2 separate regions of the Homo sapiens genome follow, and region 2 is linked to region 1. A link is a loop called in an ENCODE intact Hi-C map of the cell type or tissue named here. Cell type or tissue: GM12878. All regions are shown on one strand. Each heading gives the region's core, and the rest is flanking DNA. Links, peaks and the distances in the headings are about the cores only.

Evidence for each region. Hi-C counts contacts between places; a loop is a spot of excess contacts. Peaks named below come from ENCODE experiments on the same cell type or tissue, not always from the same donor. Only the 100,000 strongest peaks of a DNase experiment are listed, where the experiment ranks them.
Region 2: a loop joins it to region 1, with 2.0 times the contacts of the local background. A loop is called at or near these places in 1 of 110 quality-filtered maps.

The regions. Positions count from the first base shown.
Region 1 is chr10:82,806,616-82,818,870 of GRCh38, reverse strand. All of the region lies in intron 3 of NRG3 (neuregulin 3), which reads right to left. Among named protein-coding and RNA genes, the nearest start is that of NRG3-AS1, 580 kb to the right of the region's middle. RefSeq lists a silencer at 8,271-8,459. In GM12878, for the core only: a CTCF peak has its summit at 7,056 (motif pointing left); no DNase peak of the experiment used is centred there.
Region 2 is chr10:82,860,621-82,872,875 of GRCh38, reverse strand. NRG3 (neuregulin 3) reads right to left here. Exons shown (of 9, transcript NM_001010848.4): 4 at 7,439-7,465. Among named protein-coding and RNA genes, the nearest start is that of NRG3-AS1, 630 kb to the right of the region's middle. In GM12878, for the core only: no CTCF peak of the experiment used is centred there; a DNase peak (open chromatin) is centred at 5,595.

The DNA.
Region 1 (12,255 bases), core at 2,502-10,501:
TATTTAACATTTAGAGCACAAAGCAGGGCTGAGAGAATATGTTTTTCTAAATGGCAGGTGGGTCAGGGAAAAGCAGGAAGAGGTGTGATGCGTTGGGAGACAGTGGAAGATGCTGTAAAGTCCTCCCTTCATTAGAATCAGAAACTTAATGGGAACACTCAGATCGATCTGTGCAGCCCTGGAATTTATGTGTAACAATAGCTGGAGAATTTTAATTTAGAGATTTATGCAAAGAAAAAAAAGAAAGACTCCCCCACCCTCCGCTAGACAGGACAACATATACATAAAAATATGCTTAAAATTTAAAAGTCCCAGGTTCTGGTCTCAGTGTCCAGACTGTTCTTGAGAAAGAACAAGTGAAGAGTCATGGCCCAGGTGTCTAAAAGAAGAAAACCTTTCTTTTTTCTAAAATAAGAAAACCATCTCCTCCTGTCTTCTTTTCCTTCCACAGGCCTCCTGTCCTGCAATGGTCTGATCCCTCCTGAGAAGTTAGTTGCCCTCTTCCACAGCCTCCTGAAGTAGGAGACTTGCAGGGCTTGTTTCCCAAACCAAAGAGGACACTGGCCAGAACCAGCAAGTGGCACAGAAAACAACCTCTAGTTGTCCTCACTGCCCATCAGCATAAGACACTCCCACCAGTGCCATGACGGTTACAAATGCCATGGCAACGCTGCGTTACCACCCCTTCACATGGCAACACCCAGAAGTTACCACCCCATTTTCTATTGATTTCTAAATAACCCACCACCTAATCTGCATACAATTAATAGTGGGTATAAATGCAGCTAGCCAACAGCCCATGCGTGGCTACTCTCCACGCACTGCCTATGGGCTAGCCCTGCTCTGCAAGGGGCAATCACCAAGCATAAACACTGCTGCTTAAGTAAAGCTGCTTTCTTCCACCGCAGGCTTGAGTGAAGCCAAGAACCTTCCCTTCATCACACTTATTTATCATAAATTGTTCTTACACTTTGCCTAGTAACACAGCTCTGTCTTTCTAACCTGAGCAAGCTGGGTCTTCAATGGATCAGCCACATTATTCTGTGCATTCAGCAGCTACCATGTAAAAGCTGCTATACAAAAAGAAGCAAGGGAGAAAGGCTCTAATGTCTTTTCAGTAGAGAACTCCCCAGGGAAACAGACCTTTTAATGGCTGCTGAATTGAACTTCTAGTGTAATATCCTGGCAAACTTCCTTACCAAGAGTAGCTCTTTTCATCCATTTAGTCCATCTTTATTCGGTGTTTTGGGGCATACACCTTCATTCTTCATGGAGATAAGAGTCCAGGCTTACCTGAATCAAACTTGGACCAATTTGGACAAAATAACCAGGAGTAGAGGTAAGAGAAGCAAACAAAGCAAGTTTATGCAAAAAAAGAAAAAGAACCAACAAGCACAAGTGCCTGGAAACAGGCCACAGAACTCTGAGAACTGTGAGATTTATATGAAATCGCAATTTGCATTGTTCAGGCTTAAAATATAGAAAAAATCTACCATATCAGGTTTGTAGTCCTAGCTCAGGCACCATTTGGCTTTCGGTAACTTATTTAATATTGGTGGGCTTCAGTTTTCTCAGCTATTAAATGGTAATTTTGCTATTGAAATCTGTAGCTTGAGAGATTCATTGAGGTCCTGGAAGAAAGGCAGTCCAGGAACCAAAATGTTCCAAAGGCCACAATGATACAGAAGGGGCTGTTACTTGGAAAGCCATCAGTAGAATTGCTGAATTAAAGGGGAAGAGACAAATGCACAATGCAAGACTGGAAACTGGGGAAATCTTTTCAGCAGCGTGGAAAAGGCAAGATCATTTAGAATTTAAAACCAAAACTGATACAATTTCTTCTACTTCATAGATAAGTACAATTTTGTTCAGGAAAATACTTTGTTACTTTCTAGTAGAGGGGTCCTCATTTATGAAAATACCCACATATTCCTCCATACAAAGTGGAACACTCTCAGGCATGGTCTGGGAAAATGAGGACTGCAACAAAGATATTACGTGTATCTAATGTCCAGAGCTGGGTGCGGGGATGCCAGTTGCAGCAGGAGAAGCATGGCTGGGGCTGCGTGCTCTGCTGAGCCTGTGGGAGCCTGGAACAGCTGGGAGCCCCACCTCCTTCTGAGTTGGGGCTGCTGAGGGTGGCTCAGTGTGGGCCTGCAGGCCCCCTCCACTTGAACAGACTGGGCACTATGGACAACATGATTAAGGAAGTAGGAGGCAGACAGGCTCCTCTGTGGGAAGGGGTAAAGACCCACCTTCAGGTGGAATTCCAGGTGGAGTCCACGGCCAGGAGTGAGAACTTATGGTGCTTTTTCTGGGCCCACCCATGGCTGCCCATGGACCAATCAGCATGCATTTCCTCCCTTCTGAAGCCCAGGAAAACCCTGGACTCAGCTGGACTCACAGAAAGACATCAGGACAACCTGTCTGTGAAAAGTAGCTACCCACTTTGGGTCTCCTCTCTGCTGAGAGCTGGACACTCATCGGGATGACCTGCCTGCGGAAAGGAGCTACCCACTTCGGGTCTCCTGAGAGCTGTTCTGTTGCTCAATGAAGCTCCTCTTTGCCTTGATCACCCTCCAGTTGTCTGCATACCTCATTCGTCCTGGATGTGGGACAAGAACTCGGGATACGCCAAATGGCAGGACTAGAAGAGCTGTAACAAAAAACATGGCTGAAACACCTCACCTCCCACTTGCCACATTGTGGGTGACAAGAAGGAGAGAAGAGCTGTGGCCGTTCAGGGAGCCCAGACATAGGGGATCCCTAAGCCAGGGCTGTGACACCCTTTTTGGGGCTCTGTGGTTCCTGGTGTCTCCAAGCTTCTGGGCAACACCATGTTCCTCTCGTCCAGATGCAGATGCCCAATTATACCATTCAGCCATGCCACATGTACCACATGTGGTCCAGCCACAGCTTCACACAGAGCCAAAACGTGTGCTAGCGCCTGGAGCTGCCTGCCCTGCCATAGCAGCCAGCATGCCTAGCCAGTGCACAGTGGCTGGTCTCCGTGCTTGCTTGCCCACACACCCCTCACTGCTGCACCCCTGGCTCACCCTTAGCAGGTGTGGGATCCAGGCCAGTAGCATGAGCCGAGTGCAGCCTGCCAGGTGAAGTGGGCGGAATAAGCCCAGCAGGTGTGAGCAATACTTAGGCAGAAGGCACAACCGGACACAGAGGTTTCCAGCTGAAACCTCTGTGAACCTCCAGGTGAAGTGACACCTGGAGGATCCCATGACATATACACATGTTACAATGAGAATATTGAGATTTCCAGACCAAAGGGAATTTATAAGTTCATGACATCAGGAGAGGAAAAAGAAGGGTTCTAGCCACATGGGGGAAAGCAGAGAGCTCAAGAGAAAGATCAGGAAGAGAAAATTTTTGAGGAAATTTAGGTAGTAGACACAAAAAATTTAAAGAAACAAAAGTGTCAAACCTCTCATGATGTTTGTTGTAAGCTTTTAAGTGAACACCTCATACATTTCCCCAAAGCTTTGCTATTTCTTTGACAAATGGTGGGGAAATCAATGAAATGGGGCCAGGTCTCACATTTGGGCCAAAGAGTAAAGAGCAGTTGTTCCAGGTGAGATGCAAGGGAGGTCCTGAGTTTAACTGGAACAGAAAATGAAAGCAAAAAGTACCTGGACATTTTATGGAAACTCTGGAGAAGGCACAACAAACTTTCATCAGGATGCCATAGCAAATTTTAAAAAATTATTTCCTAGGATGGTATGACCAAAGCCAACCTCTTACTAACATGGGTTTTGGAAGATACTTCTTTAAACCAGGAGGACGGCGATGACCGCAATGCACACTCTCAGAGCAACAATCATGAGAACATTTTTCTAGAAGCAGATCAGCATGGTGGGTTTGGACTTTTGCTCCAGTACTGAGTAGCTCTGTGATCTCTAGAAGTCTATGCAAACTTTCTGTACTGCACTTTCCTTCTCTGTAAAATGGATACAGTCTCAGGTGGCACAACACAGAGTTGTGAGGATTAAAGGAGGCCTCTCACATAAAGTGCTTAGCAGACTACCAAACATGATAGTGTGCAAGTGTTCACTATGACTCATACAGGCTTAGTGCTGAGAATGAAGTAAGATGATATTTATAAAAGTGCTTTTTAAATTATACAGAAAATACATGTGAAATTGTTGGTTATTATAAAATGAAAATAAAAGAGTAAAATTCTGACTTCTTGGTCCTAAAACTCAAAAAATAATTCTCTCTTAGGCTTTACAGGATGAAATGTTTTCTCATGGGTCAGAAGTAGCTGTCGGCCTTTCTACTATAGAGGCATCATGGGAGGATGAGAGAATACTAAATTATTTAACACTAGGATCAAGAAATTTCCCATATCATAAACCTGGCTCCACAGGCTTCCTCATCAGTGGTAGTCTTCGGGGAGAAGCCCCATGCGGCCTCTGGGTTTTAGAATGTGCATTAGCATTTACTAGTAATGATAGTGATTAATATTATTTATAAAATTAATCCTAGGCAAATCTCTAAACACCCTGTTCTACTCTTTAATGTAAATTAATGATCATTTTATCTTTCTCCATCTCAGTTTAATTAGAATCCACAGTAGTCTATGAATTGGTATGTTTGCCAAAGTTAACTCAATAGTGTATACAAATAGTGGTCAATGAAAAGACCTGTTTGGAAAGCTACATGCTGACATAATTGAAAACCACTTGGTTATGAGTCATAGAGCTTGGGAGGAAATGCTTTCATCTGCTGCAATTCAATTATACTACAAATTACATCAAAGGAGATCCTGATAAAGCCTGCAAAGATAATGGTGAACAATGATTAGCAATGAAAAGAAGAGCATTCCTGGGAGTGAACCGTGCCACCTGCACAGAGTACGAGTAACTTCTAAGTAGCAGCCCTGATGCTCTATGAATCTGGGACTGAGGAGTCACGCGCCAGGCCAGCTGCTGTTTCCCATAGTCCTCTCAAGACCTGTGTGTACACACGTTCCAAGTCATGCTTCAGACACAGCTTTGGGCCCTCAGTTACTTTAAAAATTAAAATTGGGTTTGGAAAGATCGCTTCAATATACAATCTCTAAATTTGATTTGTCAATGATTTTTATGGTCTCCACCACAAAATTCTGAAACGTGATCAGATCTAGGAGTTAAGAGAATGAATATAAATGAGACTGTGTTACAAAAGACAGCCCGTTTAATTAATAAGCATTTTCTGAGCATATTGTTGATAATACAAATAAAGGTGTAAAAGTGTAAATAAAGATCTTTGTTCTCAAGATTACCATGCTCTCGAGGAAGTCTCATATGGAAGCAACTACAATGTTATAATGCAATATACTAAGACTTATTTAAAAAGGTACAGGCTGGGCACGGTGGCTCACATCTGTAATCCCACCACTTTGGGAGGCTGAGGCGGGTGGATCACTTGAGGTCAGGAGTTTGAGACCAGCTTGGCCAACATGGTGAAACCTCATTTCTATTAAAAATACAAAAATTAGCCAGGTGTGGTGGTGGATGCCTGTAATCCCAGCTACTCAGGAGGCTGAGGCAGGAGAATCACTTGAGCCTGGGAGGAAGAGGTTGCAGTGAGCTAAGATTTTGCCACTATACTCCAGCCTGGGCAACAGAGCAAGACCCTGTCTCAAAAAAAAAAAAAAAAAAAAGAGAAACAGAGGGTATGAATAATGATGAATAATGTACTTTGTGTTTTTTTTACTTTAACTTGATTAACTCATCAAAACACTCATACATTTCAGATCTAGGACATGCTGTGGTCTGCCATGAGTGATATGAGCACAGGTTTCAAAGATTGATACCTGCTGATAAATTTCTTGAGTTATTGCATGACTGAAAATGTCTTTCTGTTGCTATTACATTTAAGGACAACATGTCAAGATGTAAAATCTTGGTTCACATTTGATTTTTCTAACACTTTTATAGATGTTTCTTTTTGCTTTCTGGTTTTGACTATTGCAGAGGAGAAATTCAAATTTTGTCTGGTTATCTTCTTTGAAATAAACATATTTTTTGTACTATGTAGAATAAAACATCTAACTTTTGCTTTGCAGTTTCAAAACTTATCAGAAAATGTCTACATGTTAGTTTCTACTGAGTAATTTTATTTGAGTGTGATAAGCCAGGTTTCTCAATATTTCTATGGTCCTGAGTTTTGTTTCATTCATAACTCTTATGCTAATTTTTATCTCCTGAGAGGTTGCTTTTGCATCCTGAGTGTGCTTTTTAAATTCATTTTTTGTTTTATTGATGTGGTTTTTAGCAGTGTTGATTCTACATTTTCCATATACAATAAAGATCTTATTTTTATTTCACCCACATTTTACTATAATTATGTCAGTTTAATAGAAGCAGTATTATTTTTTATCTCACCTAGGATTAAATGAAAAATAACTAGGCTTAACATTTTATTTTGCTTCATGTCAAAATGTAAATTTCAAAGTAGACTTTTTGTTCTTGAGCCGAAGAACCTTCATTGGTTGGTTGGTTCTAGTAATTTGCCTCAAAGAAAAACAAAACAAAAAAGCAAAACAAACCACATATCTTTAAATTTGGGTTGTTAATTTTCAGCATTTTGACCAGAAATCTAGGTGCCTTGCTTCTCAAAGGATGATTCAGGGACTAGGAATATCAGCATCAACTGAGAGGAGACTGGGAGAAATAGAGGATCTTAGATTCCCACACAGACATAGCGAACTGGAACCTACATTTCAACAAGATCTCCACATAATTATATACATATTAACATTTGAGAAACCCTGGTCTAGAAGAGCCATGTATTTGGTTGTTGGGAGTCATTTAACTCAGCTGAGCTATCAGGCTTCATACCAACACTGAAGCCAGCTGACATCTCTTTAAGTTTCTGTCTCTAAAGTGTGGCTTGAAGACAACATGCTTGCCAAGCTCTGGTGTGACCAAAGATTGTAGGATCCAGTCTACAAGGTGTTTTACATGTTTATTCAGTCAACTATCATGGTTTCTTCCCTGAAGTATGGATTAAGACAGACTGGGCAATCCAACTCTGAAAATTTCAAAGCCTGCCCCCTGGAGGACTGCTGGTGAATGCAGCTCCATGGCAGGGAAGGAAAGCAATTGAACAGGAAGAGCTTGCCTCAGTCCAGGCAGGTGTTGAAATACGGGCCTATTAATGTTCACAGTTTTATTTTGCTTTATCTCTAAGGATCTAATTAATTTAGAGATCATTGCTTTTACTGTCAATGTGGAATAAAGATGATGAATGGACTAACCTCGGCATGTGCAGCCCAAATTGGTGTATTCCCAATGGTTCCTACTGCCTGTCACCTTTACTTTTCACCTGTTCCACAAGTGTTACAATAGAATCTAATAGGAAGGTAGCTCTAAGCCAAATGGGTCACTGATATCTCCCCAGAATTTCACCATTGCAGGAGAAACAAAAGCTGGTTAAAATTCCAAAAACTTTAGAAGGTCGCCACAAGCCTCCCTTTCTAAAAAGGGAACGCACATCATTGACATACAAGTTCTTTCTGCCCTTTTGTTTATTCAACGAATATTTAATGGATACAGAAGTAGGCTCTGGTGATATGGCAGTGAACAAACAGGTGAAGCTTCTTCCTTCATAGAGTTTGTTATCTAGTGAAAATATAAACATTACAAAACAAATCATGTGAAGATGGTTATAAGTCATATGAAGCAATACATATCATGGTAAAGAGCTAGGCAGGCATTCATTGCCAGGCGTTTGTATGTATATATGCTTGGGAGACAGATATGGCTATTTTGCAAAGGAGGCTCAAAGGAGCCCCCAGTGAAAAAGTGAATTTCAGTGGAGATTTGAAGGAAGTGAAGGAAGGGGCCCTGCAAATGACTAAAGGAAGAACACTGCAAGTAAAGGACACACAAGGACACCTCTCCATAGTAGGGCAGTAGTATATTTTATTCTGAAAATTCATAAGAATTTAAAGAGAAAAATGTATGACATACCCATTAAAATTAGATAACAAATCCTGTTTTTAGTGGCTTTTAAGTATTAATATCTTGTATGTCTCCCTATTCTTCCTATTACCAGCGACCTAGTTCACACCCTCAGCATCACTGGCTTGGACTATTGCAGTCGCTTCTTCTTTTTTTTTTTTTTTTTTTTAGGCTGGAGTGCAGTGGTGCGATCTTGGCTCACCACAACTTCCGTCTCCCGGGTTCAAGTGATTCTCCTGCCTCCGCCTCCCGAGTTGCTGGGATTACAGGCACCCACCAGCACGCCTGGCTAATTTTTGTATTTTTAGTAGAGACGGGGTTTCACCACGTTGGCCAGGCTGGTCTCAAACTCCTGACATCAGGTGATCCACCTGCCTCGGCCTCCCAAAGTGCTGGGATTACAGGCGTGAGCCACAGTGCCTGGCCTTCAGTCACTTCTTTACTGATCTGTTTGTCTTTAGTCACATACTAATCCAGTCCATTTTAAGCAAAAATGAACCTAGTGCAACATCTCAGCCTAAAACTCTTCAAAAACATTCACATAGAAAAAAACAGCATTGGAGATCCACTGCTAAATCATTCACAACTGTCAATCCCAAATGGATTTTATACTTAAGTATAAAAACCAGATCTTTAAAACTTTTCAAAGGAAATAGACCAATACATATCCATAACCTTAGGGTAGGGCTACTTTTAAACAAGACATGAAGCACACAAAGAATTAGGATGGGCTGATATCTTTAACTGTACTACAATTAAGAACCTCTGCCTGTCAAAATCATAGGGCAAGCCATAAACTGGGAGGTAATTTACAAGACACATAATTGCCAAAGGAATTAGTATCCAGAATATGTAAAAAATACCTATCCTATATATATCAATAAGAAAAAGCAACTTTCAAATCAGGAGTTGGCTTTCACAAGAGCAGAAATATAAAAATCAACAAGTTATAAGAAAAAAAAAAACCTGTGTAGAAATTGGATTATTGAAATGCCTTTACAACCCAGTAGATTATCTTAAATTTAAAAAAAATAATGAAGTTTTATTGACAAGGTCATGGAAAGCAGATTGTGAGAATGGGGGTGTAAATCACTGAAAAAAACCTGGAAAACTACTTAGGATTATCTCTTGCAGAATTAAAGATGAATATTTCTTACATAAAAATTCTCTAGTGTCATTGATAGTAAAGCAAAAATCTAGAAACAAGAAATGAGGTTGAAACACAAATGAACCCTGAAAGTAAATTCTCTACAGCCACGTTAACAGGGACAAATCTCACAAACATAAGGTTGAATTTCTTAAAAATCACCAAAATATACATTATGTGTTAAAACTATTTAAATACGTTTCTGTATGATAAGATATAATATATTATGGGGACATAGTTACAAACTTAGGAATGCTAAGGAAGATAATTTACATCTCAGAGGAGCACAGGACTTGTCTCAATGGTGTTATTATGTTCACATTTTTTAAATGGGGTACATGGGAATACTAATGTTGTTTTTTTCACATTTTATAAATATAATATATATTTTTTGTATAAATGATATATTTTATGATTATAAAGAAGAAGAATGAGTGTTGAAAACAGTGGATCTTTGGTTCAAATCCCATATCTTCTACTTTGTTTAATATGCCCTGAGACTCATCATTTTTTTTCTCCTTTACATACACAACTGAATTGCATACACAGTCACTAGCACAATCATTGGCAAATGGCGAGTACTAAATATATATTGGATAATATGGGATGGGGCTCTTTAATGGCTTCTCATGGCTGTTCCCTTCTTTGCATGGTGCATGTGTTGTCTTGAACTGGCCTTGACCCTCTTGTCCAACTTCATATCCCACCATCGCCTCCTCTCAGTCACTGCTACAGCATATGCCAGCATTCCTCATTTCTTTGCCTTCAGTACTAAACCCATTGATCTGCCATTATTCCTCAAGGCTCAAGCCAAATAGCACCTCTACTGTGAACAGACAACACTGTAGCACTGACCCCAATACATGTAATTCATGCAATTTTAGTAAAAATTCACGTAATTTTAGTGTTTATATGTGGGTTTAATCATAATATTATGGCAGGAGCCATATATTGTTTTATCATCTTATCCCAGGACAGGTGAAAAAACAATAAATAAGTAGCTGTATAAGGAATAAATTCATAATTTTGAGATTACTTTAGTTGTCTAAATTCCGGGTTTGATTTAAAACATGAAGCATGGGTAATTCTATTAATCATAAATAGGTAAAAGTTTTGTCATTGCAGAAAAAGCTAATGAAGTATTTCTAAAAAATAACAGTTTAATTGGAGAGATTTTTTTCATTCTAAGGCTATCTAAAAAAGTTAATCACATATATAATCATCTATGAAAGATCTCACACATTTATATTATCATAAAAATATCTCAAAATTAAAAGAAAAATGTGTGTGTTTAATTACATAATGTCACTGATCACCAAAAATTATAAGTAATTTGTAATAGTAAAATGAAATGAGTCGACTCCTTTATTGAATTTAAATGAATTTGAATATTTATTTTCTGGAACATTTAGTAAAATGATCTCAATGTATCATTCAGATTTAACTGTGTGATACACAGTGTAAGTAGAAACTGTATTTATAAGCTATAAACAAAATGAAAGGAGAAACTCTAAGGTGCTTATTCAAAATAGCGACTTGACTACTGTGCTTTTTTTTTTTTACTACGTGTGTAGAAATTATGTTTGAGGGGCATTTATGAGAGCAATTATTCAAGATACATGAAAAATGAGATGAAAATAAGTGAAGAACCTACGAATTAACCATAAATGTTCCTCATTCACAACACAGAAAGGGTAACACCAGATACATCTACCCCCTTACGATAATGGGAGTCAATTTATTGGAGAAAATTTTTGCAGTTATTGAGAAAGATGAAGAAGGAAAGAAATTGTCTGTGAGAGGAGACTATTTAGGTAAAGAAAGAAAAAGGATTTGTAAACAAGGAATAGTACTGTGAGTCCCTGGACTGTTTCAAAGAAAATTAGATGTGTTTTGTGAAAAAATAAATGAAATAAATTTATTTAAAAAGTATGCCATATGACTGTCTTTGCAGCCATATAAGAGAAGACAGGAAACAGGGAAAAAGGGAAAAAGAAGCTTGCTTTGGAGGCATGATGTATAAATCAGTATTTCTCACTCTTGAATGTGCATAGGATTCATCAAGGGAGCTTATTATTAATAAAACAAAGATTCTGAAGCAGTTTGCTTTGGGGTGGCACTTGAGATTCTGTGTATCTAACAAGCTCCCAGATGATGCTGATGTTGCTGGCCTTGGATCACACTTTAAATTCCAACAAGAAAGGAAATTACATTGTAGTCCTATGGATGTGTGTTCACATCCTAACTCTGATTCATGTAATTATGTATTCTGGACTCATGGAGGCCTCTGAACTTTACATAGGTGGACATGAGTAGCAACACTCCACACACCCCGTTGCAAGGTAATGAAATAATGTTAGCAAATCCCCAGACACAAAGTAGGTATTCATGACTGTCAGTTCCCCTTATTGAGTCCTTGCAAGTTTACTTGCTCAAATTGATGTTATTGAACATGCAGTAATTATTATATTTCAAGTGTAATGAAAACATGTAAGTCAAGATGCCCCCTAAATAAGTCAAAAATTAGATATCATTTCACTTTTATAACATTTGTCTTTTTATGTACTTTGACAGATGTCTCATTTAGAAGCAGAACATGATTAGAGGGAAAGAAATTGTTGGAAAGATATTGCAAACATTTGGAAAAGCAAGAGGCTAAAACTCATGTTGGGATGGTGACTTTCTCCCAGGACATTTATGTCCAATAACCAATTAGGGTCTTGGCAGCAAACAATGTGTGGAAAGCTGTAATTCCATCACATGAAAGCAGGAAACAGTTGAAATAAAATATAGTGTGAGTCTTTAAAGTCTATGTAGACAATGAGTAGATGTGCTTCAAAAATAAAATGATTTGCAGGTAGGACAAATAGAAATAGGAAGGGTTACATGCAGATGGTGCCTATCTGATGTCTACAACAGGCTCTATCAGACAACCTTATGATCCAAACTGCAGAGGAACACATGAGACTTACCTAAGTACTATGCACTAATTCCAGTACCCCCATCAGACTGTCATCTACATCATCTTCTCTACGTATCTGGTTGTCACTCCTAAATTATTCTCTTTTTCCCTCCTGATTAGCCACTCCGGATTTATATACTAATGGTACATGACAACTCCTAGATGCATCTCAGAAATGTGAA
Region 2 (12,255 bases), core at 1,296-9,295, 55 kb before region 1:
ATATGGGGCCGGTATAGATTTGCACTATGGCATTACTAAGTATAGCTTATCCACTTTGGCTGATACTCAGCTTAAGTGTCCCCTTTCCTGGAAAGCTGTTCCTGAACTTTCCAAGCCCATTCAATTGCTTTCTTTTTTTTTTTCATATCGTATCTTGCCTAAACTTTTTTTAGAGCACTTATTATGTCACCTCACTTATGTGTAGCTTTCTCTTTTTAGTTTTAGAGGTTTTGGACATCCAGAGATATGTATTATATATCTGCATATCCAACATCTTATACATCTGGCATATAGTAAATGTGACAAATGTATGTCAATTAAATATAGAACTCTTGCAGCATATGACTTGGAGTTTCCTGCTATAAAACAGGAATTTGTTAAACTGTATGAAGTATTCTGGTTTTGAGACTGATCAGTAAGCTCACTAATAGAGCTGGTCATTGAGAGTATAAAGATTTGGGAAGAAGACGTGTGCTTCAGATCATTACCTCCTTGTGACCCTGTGTTCTTCAAGAATAAATGAAAGTCATATTGCTCAAAGCAAGAATAATAAAAGTAAGAGAAAAAATGTATTATGTAACTAATTAAAATAGAACAATGGAAAACACAACCAAGTGACATTTATCCATTTATCTCAGGTATGCAAAGTTGGTTCAATATTAATAATTAATGTAATCCATCACATCAAGAGACTAAAAAAATCACACGATCATATCAATAGATTTAAAGAAAGCATTTGACAAAATCCAACACCCATTTATGGTAAAAACTCTCAGTTAACTAGAAATAGAGGTGGACTTTCTCAACTTGATGAAGAATATCTACAAAATATCTATACCTAATATAATTTTTAATGATAAGAAACTTGTAGCTTTCTCATTAAGATTATGAACGAGGCAAAGTTGCCCCCTTTCATTGTTCTTTTTCAACATCATACTGGAAGTTGTAGCGAATTAAATAAGATAAGAAAAGGAAACAAAATGTACACAGATTGGAAAGGGAAGAGGTAAAACTGTCTTTGCAGATGACCTGATTGCTTAGGTTAACAAAAATTAAAAATTAAAAATATTCCTATAACAAATAAATGATTATATCAATGTAACAGGATACTAGGTTAACATGTAAAGTCAATAATTTTCCTAGATGCCAGTAATAAACAAATATGATATGAAATTAAAAACACAATAGCATTTACATTAGCATCCCCCAAAATGAAATATCTAGGTATAAGTCTAGCAAAATAAAAGATGTATACAAATAAAATGATAAAACACTAATGAAAGACTTAAAAAATAAAACCCAAGTAAGTGAAGAGATATTCCATGTTCGTGAATAGGAATACTCAATATTGTCAAGATGTCAGCTCTTTTCAACTTCATTTATAGATTTAATGCAATTCCAATAAAAATTCCAGGAAGTTACATTGTGTATCTTCATAAACTGATTCTAACATTTATAGGGAGAGGCAGTAGATCCAGAAAAGTCAACACAACATTAAAAGACAAAGTTGAAAGACGGACCCCACTTTACTTCAATACTTATTATAAAGCTATAGTAATCAAAATAGTATAGTATTGGCAAAAAAAAAAAAGACAAATAGTTTAATGGAACAGAACAAAGAACTCAGAATAGATACACATTAATATAGTCAGCTGATCTTTGACAAAGGAGAAAAGACAATACAATGGAGAAAAGATAAACTTTTCAACAAATGGTGCTGGAACAACTTGACATCCACATTCAATAAAACATGCACCTAGACACAGACCTTACACTCTTCACAAAAATTAACTCAAAATAAACCACAGACCTAAATGCAAAATGCAAAACTATAACACTCCTAGCAGATCACATATGAGAGTATTTAGATAAACTAGATTTGGCAATCCCTTTTTGGATACAGTGTTAAAGGCACAATACATAAAAGGAAGATTTTATAATCTGGACTTTATTAAAATTGAAAATTTCTGCTTTGCAAAGCATACTGTCAAGAGAATAAAGGGAAAAGCCGCAGAATGACAGAAAATATTTGCAAAAGATATATCTAATAAAGGATCATTTTTCAAAAATACAAAGAATTCTTAACAATAAGAAAACAAACTGATTAAAAAATGGGCCAAAGACCTTGGCAGACACCTTACTAAAGAAAATATGCAGATGGCAAATAAGCATATGAAAAAATACTCCACATTAAGTGTCATTAGTGAAGTCCAAATTGAAACAGTGAGTTACCATTACATACCTATTGAAATGACCCAAATCCAGAACCCTGTCAACACCAAATGATGGAGACCATGTGGAGCAACAGGAACTCTCATTCATTGCTGGTGGGAATGCAAAATGGCACAGCCACCTTGGAATTCAGTTCGGCAGTTTCTAAAAAAACTAAACATATCCTTCCCATATGACCCAGCAGTCATGCTTTTTGGTACTTACACCAAAAAGTTGAAAATTTATTTCTATACAAAAGCCTGCACAAAGATGCTTACAACAATTATATCCATAATTGTCAAAAGTTGGAAACAACTAAGATGTCCTTCAAAAGGTGACAATGTAATGTTATCCAGCTCTAGAAAGAAATGGGCTATTAAGCAATGAAAACACATGAGAAAATTACTAAGTGAAATAAGCCAGTACAAAAGGTATTATTCCAAATATATGACAGTCTAGAAAAGTTAAAACTATGACAATAGTAAAAAGACTAGTGGGGCCAGGCGTGGTGGCTCACGCCTGTAATCCTAGCACTTTGGGAGGCTGAGGCGGGCAGATCACGAGGTCAGGAGATCGAGACCATCCTGGCTAACACGGTGAAACCCCGTCTCTACTAAAAATACAAAAAATTAGCTATTAAGCAATGAAAACACATGAGAAAATTACTAAGTGAAATAAGCCAGTACAAAAGGTATTATTTCAAATATATGACAGTCTAGAAAAGTTAAAACTATGACAATAGTAAAAAGACCAGTGGGGCCAGGTGTGGTGGCTCACGCCTGTAATCCTAGCACTTTGGGAGGCCGAGGCGGGCAGATCACAAGGTCAGGAGATCGAGACCATCCGGGCTAACACGGTGAAAACCCCGTCTCTACTAAAAATACGAAAAATTAGCCGGGCATGGTGATGGGTGCCTGTAGTCCCAGCTACTCGGGAGGCTGAGGCAGGAGAATGGCGTGAACCCCTGAGGCGGAGCTTGCAGTGAGCCGAGATGGCACCACTGCACTCCAGCCTGGGTGACAGAGCGAAACTCTGTCTCAAAATAAAATAAAATAAAATAAAATAAAATAAAATAAAATAAAATAAAATAAAATAAATAAAAAAGACCAGTGGTTGGGGAAAGGCAAGGATGACTAGAAAGAACACAAATGATTTTTAGGGCAGTAAACCTACTCTGTAGGATAATATAATAATGGATACATATCATAATATGTTTGTCTGAATCTATAGAAAGTATAGCATCAAGAATGAACCATAATGTAAACTTTGGACTTTGAATGATAATGATGAGTCAATGTAGGTTTAGGTTTGTCAATTGTAACAAATGTACCTCTATTGTAGGAGATCTTCATTAGGGAGGTAGCTGTGCATGTTTGAAGACAGAAGATACGTGAGAAATCTCTGTAATTTGCACTCAATTTTGCTATGAACTTAAAACTGTGTGAAAATCAAGTCTATTAAAGAAATTGACACACACACACACAAATAGAACTAGCATTGATTAATTGTTGGCACAACAATAAACTGACATTATTAAACTTACATATAGACTATGCCTACATTTCCCCTTCCCAGCTGAATTCATACCTAGAGATGTCATATTACTTGGGATGATGGCACTTTCAGTGGAAGGAATTTTACCCATATGGATTCTATAATCATAAATTAAATCTAGCCGGGTGTGGTGGCTCACGTCTGTAATCCCAGCACTTTGGGAGGCTGAGGAGGGCAGATCACTTGAGGTCAGGAGTTAGAGAACAGCCTGGCCAACATGGTGAAACCCGTTTCTACTAAAAATACAAAAATTAGTTGAGCGTGGTGGCAGGCGCCTGTAATCTCAGCTACTTGGGAGGCTGAGGCAGGAGAATCTCTTGAACTTGGGAGGCGGAGGTTGCAATGAGCCAAGATTGTGCTACTGCACTCCAGCCTGGGCAATACAGTGAGACTCCATCTCAAAAAATAAAAATAAAAAAGTTAAATCTGAGAATATTGTTCTCAAAGCAACAAACAGAATTTTACATATTCAATTAGAACAATCTGTGGGGGTGAATTATTGAGGTCAGTGAAAACAGCATATTCACTAAATTTATAAAGCTATTCACTACTGCAAACAATCCTTTTTTAGCTGCCATTATCTATATGCATACCAGCCAATCCCTTGAACTCTGAGTTGTTCCCCAACCCCTTCCCTCCAAGAAAATTTCTACCGTTGGAGTCAAATAGTCACCCACTGAGAATTCATTCCCCATGAGGTCTTATAGCTATGATTAGAATCTATCTTTTGCAAAACTCACTATTACCTTAGTCTTGTGGTTCATGTAGATGAACTACATGACAATCTACTATTTTTTCCTGTGTCAGTAGCTACATTTCTTTAAATGAATTCCAAAACAGAGCTCTTAATACATAGATTGCATCTATAGCAAATTATAACTCTATAAATTACCAGTGCCACTGGCAGTCCTCAGACACAATAGGAAGCACAACAGGATGGAGACTGGTCCATTTCTTTCAACACGGATTAAAATTTGCATGGCAATTTTAGTTTGCTACAGCCATGGCTACACTGGGGATCTAGACCTATCCTAGTCCCACCACCAACTATGCAGTGTTTCCTGCATTTGAGGGCATTCTGCTGAACAACTTATAAAGCCTCACTGAGCCTGCAATCACCACAGACTAGTGGGGCAAATTGCTCTTGGACAAGCGGCCCAGGGCACATTTTATTCAAAATGAGTACTGATGCTCACACCTCCATGCTACGAATCACTGCCATCATTAGCGAATGAGGAGGGTACAAATTGTGTGCCCTTCTCAACAATGTATTCTTACTGCAAAAATATGCCCATGATTTTCAGTAATTTGTGGCCCATGACTCAGCTATCTACTCCTCTTCCACCAGTTATACCCTCCACTTGGCTTAGTGAAATTGCTCATCCACATTCCGCAACACACCTTCTGCATTCTCAATCTCTTCTTTGACTCTTTATTTTTGTTCTCCTATTTTAGCTGAAACTTGAATCTTGCCTGAAAAGTCTCATTTTCCTCTACCTGTCTCAAGAGCTGTTTTTATTTTCTCACTTTCAACATTGGAGATCTGTCCTCCTGGCTTCTAACGTACAGTTTCTCTTGTCTCTTATGAAAAATCCTGTTCCTTTAAAGTTTATGCCATTCACACAGTGGCAGAGATTTCTAAAAATGCATTTCCTCTGTTCTCTCAGGGTTCCATTTCCCAGCCTCTTTTACAGCAAAATGAAGTCATGTAATTTAGCTCTAGCTAATAGAACATTAAGCAAAAAGTGATATGAGTTCTTGTAGATCAGTCTTTTAAGCATTGGGTATGCATCAGCTCTGTTCTGTTTCTCAATCTGCTGGCTAGATGCAGTTAACAAAGAAACCTACGTAATATTGAAACCAAAAGATGGAAGAAGCCTGGATCTCTAATTCACTACTTGAATAAAACTAGTCATTTGCTACCTTAAACAGGAAATACATCTACCTTGGACAAGAAAAAGTAGTATCAGGAAATAAATTGCTACCGTCTTTGAGCCATTATAATAACGTGGGCTCTATTTTTTGATGCAGCTGGCATTACCCTTAACTATACTCTTCCTTGTCATCTACTAAATTCCAGTATAGTTTATCATATTAATGGGAAACTTTGGCATATAACCAACATTTTTTTTCTCTCTGTCCCAACCCTAGCATTATCATGAGTAACTGGAATATCCATTAGACAACTTATCCAAAACTATGTCCTCTCAAGTCCTTGACCTCTAGTTTCAAATTATTTCCCCCTCAACCTCAGTTTGGTTATTTACACTCATAGGAATGCTTTGAATATTGTCATCTCCTATAACTCCTCCATCTTCAAAATCAAAATCAACCAATCTGCCATATGACTATAATCTCTTCATCACACCAGCTTGTTCAAGCGCTCTCATGATGACTACTAATTGATTTCATTGAAACGGTCATTCTTCTTTCACTTCCTTCTACAACTATCTCACATTCCATCGCGCTTCATTTGAATAACATCCTAAATCTCATTGGTTTTCTGAGTTTTCATCACATCTATCCAACAAAACCGCAAGCCTGCAGGAATTGAGCTGTCTGCCTTTTCTATGATGTAATAACCAGAGAATGGAGCAATAATGAGTAATACCATACAACTGGGAACACCAATTCCGGTATAAAGACATTTCACAAATTTCTAATTAACTCTCAACACTTCCAACAATACAACCACCAACTTAACGTCTCTCAAATATGTCAAAGCTATCCCAAATCAACACTTTGATAAGTGTTTGCTGAATTAATGGGTGAATGGATAAATTAATACAAGTAAGTATATAATTATTTCACAATAAACATTCATGTATAAAGCAAGTATTCATATCCACATTATACAAGAGAAAAAAATCTGAATTTAATAGAATCCAAAGAAGCAGATGAATTTTGATTCAAATTTAGATCTTCTCAATTTCCCTAACTCTAAATCCTGAGTGTCTTTCCATCCATGTACTACGATGCATATTGAACTTTATGAAATGTTCTTTCTTCATTTAATGTATAACCATCGACTCAGAGAATTAGGTCTAATTTTGAATGCAGTTATCTGTGACTATAAAAACAATGCCCATGGAAGGCATTCTAATGCTTTGAAACATACACCATTCACTGCAAATACTTTAAAGGAAACATTTTAATTTTGTGAATAAAAATGTTTAATAGCCCACACTCCAAACTAAAATTGATACCAAAATGTATCCAAAGGAATCATCTCACAAAAGGAAGGGGACTTAGAAGTAAAAATTTAAAAACTGACATTTAAAAACCATTGCTTTTTATCCTTTATTGAGTGTTTGCCATGTTGCAGACGTTATGCTAAGCAATTTACATGTGCAGGAAAATAGAACCTATTATTATCCCTATTTTACAGATATGAAAATTGAGAATTAGAGGAAATAATCAAAGCCAGGAGCCAAATACAACTTCTGTATGATTCCAGACACTGCATTTAACATTAAATTGCCTTTCCAATAAGTAGTTAATTATTTCATTTTGAGCCATTACTTAGTGAAAACTCGACAAGAGTATTTTTTCCTACTAATAGCATCTGATAATGAGACATTTCAATTATAACCAGATGGAGAAGGAAAGCACTATGTACATCATAAAGCTTAGCATTTCCAGGATATTAAATGAGCAAATTGTTTAGTCTTACCCATGAATTCAATCCCCAAGTGGTCTGCTACACCAAAGTCAGCATGGAAGGAAGGGGAAGAGAAAAAGAGAAAAAGGTTAGAAAAAGCTCTATACATGGAAATCAGTGCTCATAAGACTAACCCTCCAAGGCAAGGCACAGCCTCAATTTTAACCCCTATGTTTGCTTAGAAAAGATACATTACAGATCACCAACAGTAGAGTTACTCTGAACACTGATGAGTATTTCCCCCAAAGCCTCTGAGCTATAGCTTAGATTTTAGATGAACTAATATTGCATACATCATGAAGAATGCTAAGTATAAATTTAGCTAAGAAAGAAAAAGAAAAATTGTTATACCATGAACATCTGGCACTAATATTCTTTTCAGAATGCATAATATTTTATGTGGAATAACTATTTGTTCAACATGAATTTATTTGAACCTCTATAATAAAAATAAAAGTGAATAAGCAAGGAATTTCTGCATGCCAGGCCCTAATCAGGTGTACTTTACCTCCACAAAAAAAGCAATGATGTTGGACTTTTTTCTCTCTCTCTTTCACTTTTTAGATGAGAAAACTGTGCTTCAGTGAGATTAAAACTCTTACATAGGTTACAAAATCTGAGACACTTCCAGGGCACCAATTTGGTTGATCTGACCGTTAAGCCCCATGACTATTCGAATTGACAGCCCATCCTACCAAACACAAATATGTGTGTCCATGTCTGTTCTACGTGCATATAGAATGCAAACCATCCTGACCAGCTAACATCTGCCTGATCAGCAGAGCAATGAACTGTACTGGGCTGGACCCAAGTATTCAACCTCAGATGTTCCTCTATTTAAATGGTTCTTTTTTTAATCATTCAGTTATTCACTCATTCACTTTTAAAATTCATTGCATTAATTAACATTTTTTTCTGTTGCCATAATATTTGTCTGAAGTGAGAATAAGGGAAAAAACTATTGCTACCATTGTAATTGTTTCCAAGACTAATTGCTGAGCTTCCTTTTATGAATTCTTTATTTAGCAAATAAGCTTTTCCTTTTAGAAAACATGCATCTAGTTACCCAGATTTCAATGCCTTTTGTGTTTGTAAATAGGTCATTAAAAAATTTATTTGGAAAAAAATATATATATACATAGTATAAAATTTATCATTAAAACCATGCTTAAGTGCATGACTCAGTGTCATTAATTATTAAGTTGGTGCAAAAGTAATTGTGGTTTTTGCCATTACTTTTGTTAACTTGATACATTCACAACGTTGTACAACCACCACCCCTTTTTTCCAAATTCTTCCATCACCCCAATCAGAAACTCTGTGCCCCCTAATCCATAATTCCTCATTCATCCCTCCTCCCAGCCCTTGGTAACTTCTAATCTACTTTCTATCCTTATCAATTTGCCTTATGAACCGTTCACATTTAATTACATAAAGAAAGATGGTGACAATGTTTCTAAAAAGTAGATGCATTCATTTATTTCCCTGGCATTTCTTGACTGCTTACTCTGTGGTCATCATACACATGGTGATAGATATCAGGCACACTTTCATGTAAAGAAAGGATTCTTGTTCTCAGGTAGCTCAGAAATGAATGAGAGACCATGGAGAAAAAGCTATGGTCATTCTTTGTAATAAGTGCTATAATGGAAAAGCAGAAAATGTGCACTGGATGAAGAGGCCATGGACCCATAAACTTGCTCCTAGGAGGGAGAGAATGTGCAATACAAAGAATAAAGTTTGTACAACCCCATCAAAGAGTGGGCAAAGGATATAAATAGACTTCTCAAAAGAAGACATTTATGCCACCAAAAAACATATGAAAAAAAGCTCATCATCACTGGTCATTAGAGAAATGCAAATCAAAACCACAATGAGATACCATCTCACGCCAGTTAGGATGGCGATCATTAAAAGTCAAGAAACGACAGATGCTGGAGAGGACGTGGAGAAATAGGAACACTTTTACATTGTTGTTGGGAGTGTAATTAGTTCAACCATTGTAGAAGGCAGTGTGGCGATTCCTCAAGGATCTAGAACGAGAAATACCATTTGACCCAGCAATCCCATTACTGGGTATATACCCAAAGGATTATAAATCATTCTGCTATAAAGACACATGCAAATGTATGTTCATTTCATCACTATTTACAATAGCAAAGACTTGGAACCAACCCAAATATCCATCAATGATAGACTGGATAAAGAAAATGTGGCACATATACACCATAGAATACTATGCAGTCATAAAAAAGAATGAGATCATATCCTTTGCAGGGACATAGATGAAACTGGAAGCCATCATTCTCAGCAAACTAACACAGGAAGAGAAAACTGAACACCACATGTTCTCACTCATAAGTGGGAGTTGAACAATGAGAACACATGAACACAGGGAGGCGAACATCACACACTGGGGCCTGTTGGGGGGTAAGGGGCAAAGGGAGGGAGAGCATTAGGACAAATACGTAATGCATGTGGGGCTTAAAACCTACATGACAGGTTGATAGGTGCAGCAAACCACCATGGTACATGTATACCTATGTAACAAACCTGCATGTTCTGCACATGTATCCCAGAACTTAAAGTAAAATAAAATAAAATAAAAATAAAGAAGAATGGAGTTTGTAGAAAATTTGGCAAGACTATTGTCAGTAGCCTTGTTCAGGTCGTTGACTTCTCTGCACAAAAGGTTTTGAGAGCGAATCCCAAGTAAGTGTAGACAAAGAAGTTTATATCAAAGCGAAAGTATTGCAAAGTGAGGTGCAACAAACTTGTTTGTCTACTCTTACTTGGGATTAGCTCTCAAAATCTGAGAGGCAGAGTGGGCTGCTCAAAGACAGAGATAGCCCCTAGGGTCTTGAAGGGAATTTCCTTTACGGAAACTGTACAGACATATTCATAAAATACTGGTGAGGTCAAGTATGTAAAGGTGGATCTGTGGTTAGTACATACACTCAGGATCTACATGCTCTAACACATATCATATGTATCATTAGCATATAAAATCTCCATCTAAGGGGTGTTTTTTGATATTAAAATGAGAAAAATATTACTATAAGCTAAACCTTGAGTCTAGCTATGCCTGTGGGACACTGGAGGAGTCTCTGCCCCTCTCTCAGTGCCCAGCAGGCAGAAATTTGTAGCTAATAGTTTCTTGTGCTTTTGGTGCTGGGGAAGTTACATCAGGAATAACAGACTTTTGTTCTCTTCCCCAAGCCCATACTGAGTATCAGGAACTTGTAACCATCTAACAGTCTGTTGGTATTCGGTAGGACCGCTTATCTTGCAAAAGAGTTAGGTGTTGATGCCTGAGGGTGCAAGGGGAAAGAGCCAGCTATAAAAGTGGCCCACTGAGCTTTACACACAGGACAAGTAAGTATGGGTCCTAACCTTACTTATCCTGCCTCAAGACCATGTTTTCATTCTTATGCAAATAGGAAGCTTCCTGACTGTGGTACCTAGGACATTGGAGAGAGACTAGAGTTGTGACATTTAAAATAAGGATTACCTATCATTACACTAAAAATAATATTTGTGAACAGCTGGGAATAAAAACTAAACTTTTTCATATAGACAGAAGAGGAGGTTGCAGGAAGGAAACCAGGAGAGGCAAGTGTACAGAAATCAGGGAGCAGAGGATCTCAAACAGTGGACCACAGGTGTTCCATGACATGAGAGGGTAATTAGAAAGTCTTTAGATACAGCCTGTTTGAACAAGAACTTTCCGGTGCAGCTGAGATGGCTCAGAATTGGCTGCCTGTCATCTGTTTTGCTGGCAGGTGCAACTCAGGCATGGCTTTCTTCCTTCTTCCATGAACTTCAATGCTCTGCCTCCGGATGTGACAAGGGATATGGAGCATCGGGCTTTGTGAATCTGTAGATTGTGCTAAGAAATGAGTGGCATGTTTGATTAATGGAGGGCCAATCTGAATGTTTTGAAACCTCAATATGTTTATGACCAGTAGCAGAGACAGAAATCAAAATTTGGAAATTATTCAAACACTGAATAGGATAAGTAGGAATCTTCTTAAGGGAAAGAAAAACTGTCCTCTTTTAACATAACAGAAAAGTTATCCAATTATTAGAGTTTTTAACTTTCAGAAATACTCTCAAGGAAGATGGCATTTATATTTTTGTATTTTAATGGGAAATTATTTATTAATTTTTTATAATAGCTTATTCATGGCAACTGACACCACTGGACATACAAATAAAAAGTTAACTCTCATGTAAATTATTTTTCTCTTTCTTTCTCTCTCTCTCACTTTCTTTGTCATGAATACACACACACACACACAGACACACACACATACATGCTTCCATCGTTTTATTAAAATGTTAAACACCGTGATCATTACTGCAGGGTTTAAGACAGGATTTGGTTCATATGGAAGAATTAATGAAAATCCATGAAGAACAGATGACAAAAAAGCAATTAATTTTGTCATTTGAGTCATACACAGATCATAAATCGCACTATTTCTCATAACCCTTCACTGGCTATTTCTCAAAGCAAGCAGTATGCCCAGGGATATTCACGCCTGCAGGAAAACATCAAGCGATACAGGTGAAGATTAATTAATTAATAGTTCATTCATTCACTCAGCAAACTATGTGTCAAGTACTGCACAGATATTAGGGTGGAAGAAGAGGCACATAGTTTAAGCAAAAACAGTTTGATTTTATCTATGACATACATATGTTTGAACATATAACTTCCTTCCTTTTAACACTCCAAAATTTTTATTTGTAAAATTAGCATTTGTTTTGGAACACTCCCACCTTTGGATTATACAGTAGTGGGTAACATTTACTGAGCACTTACT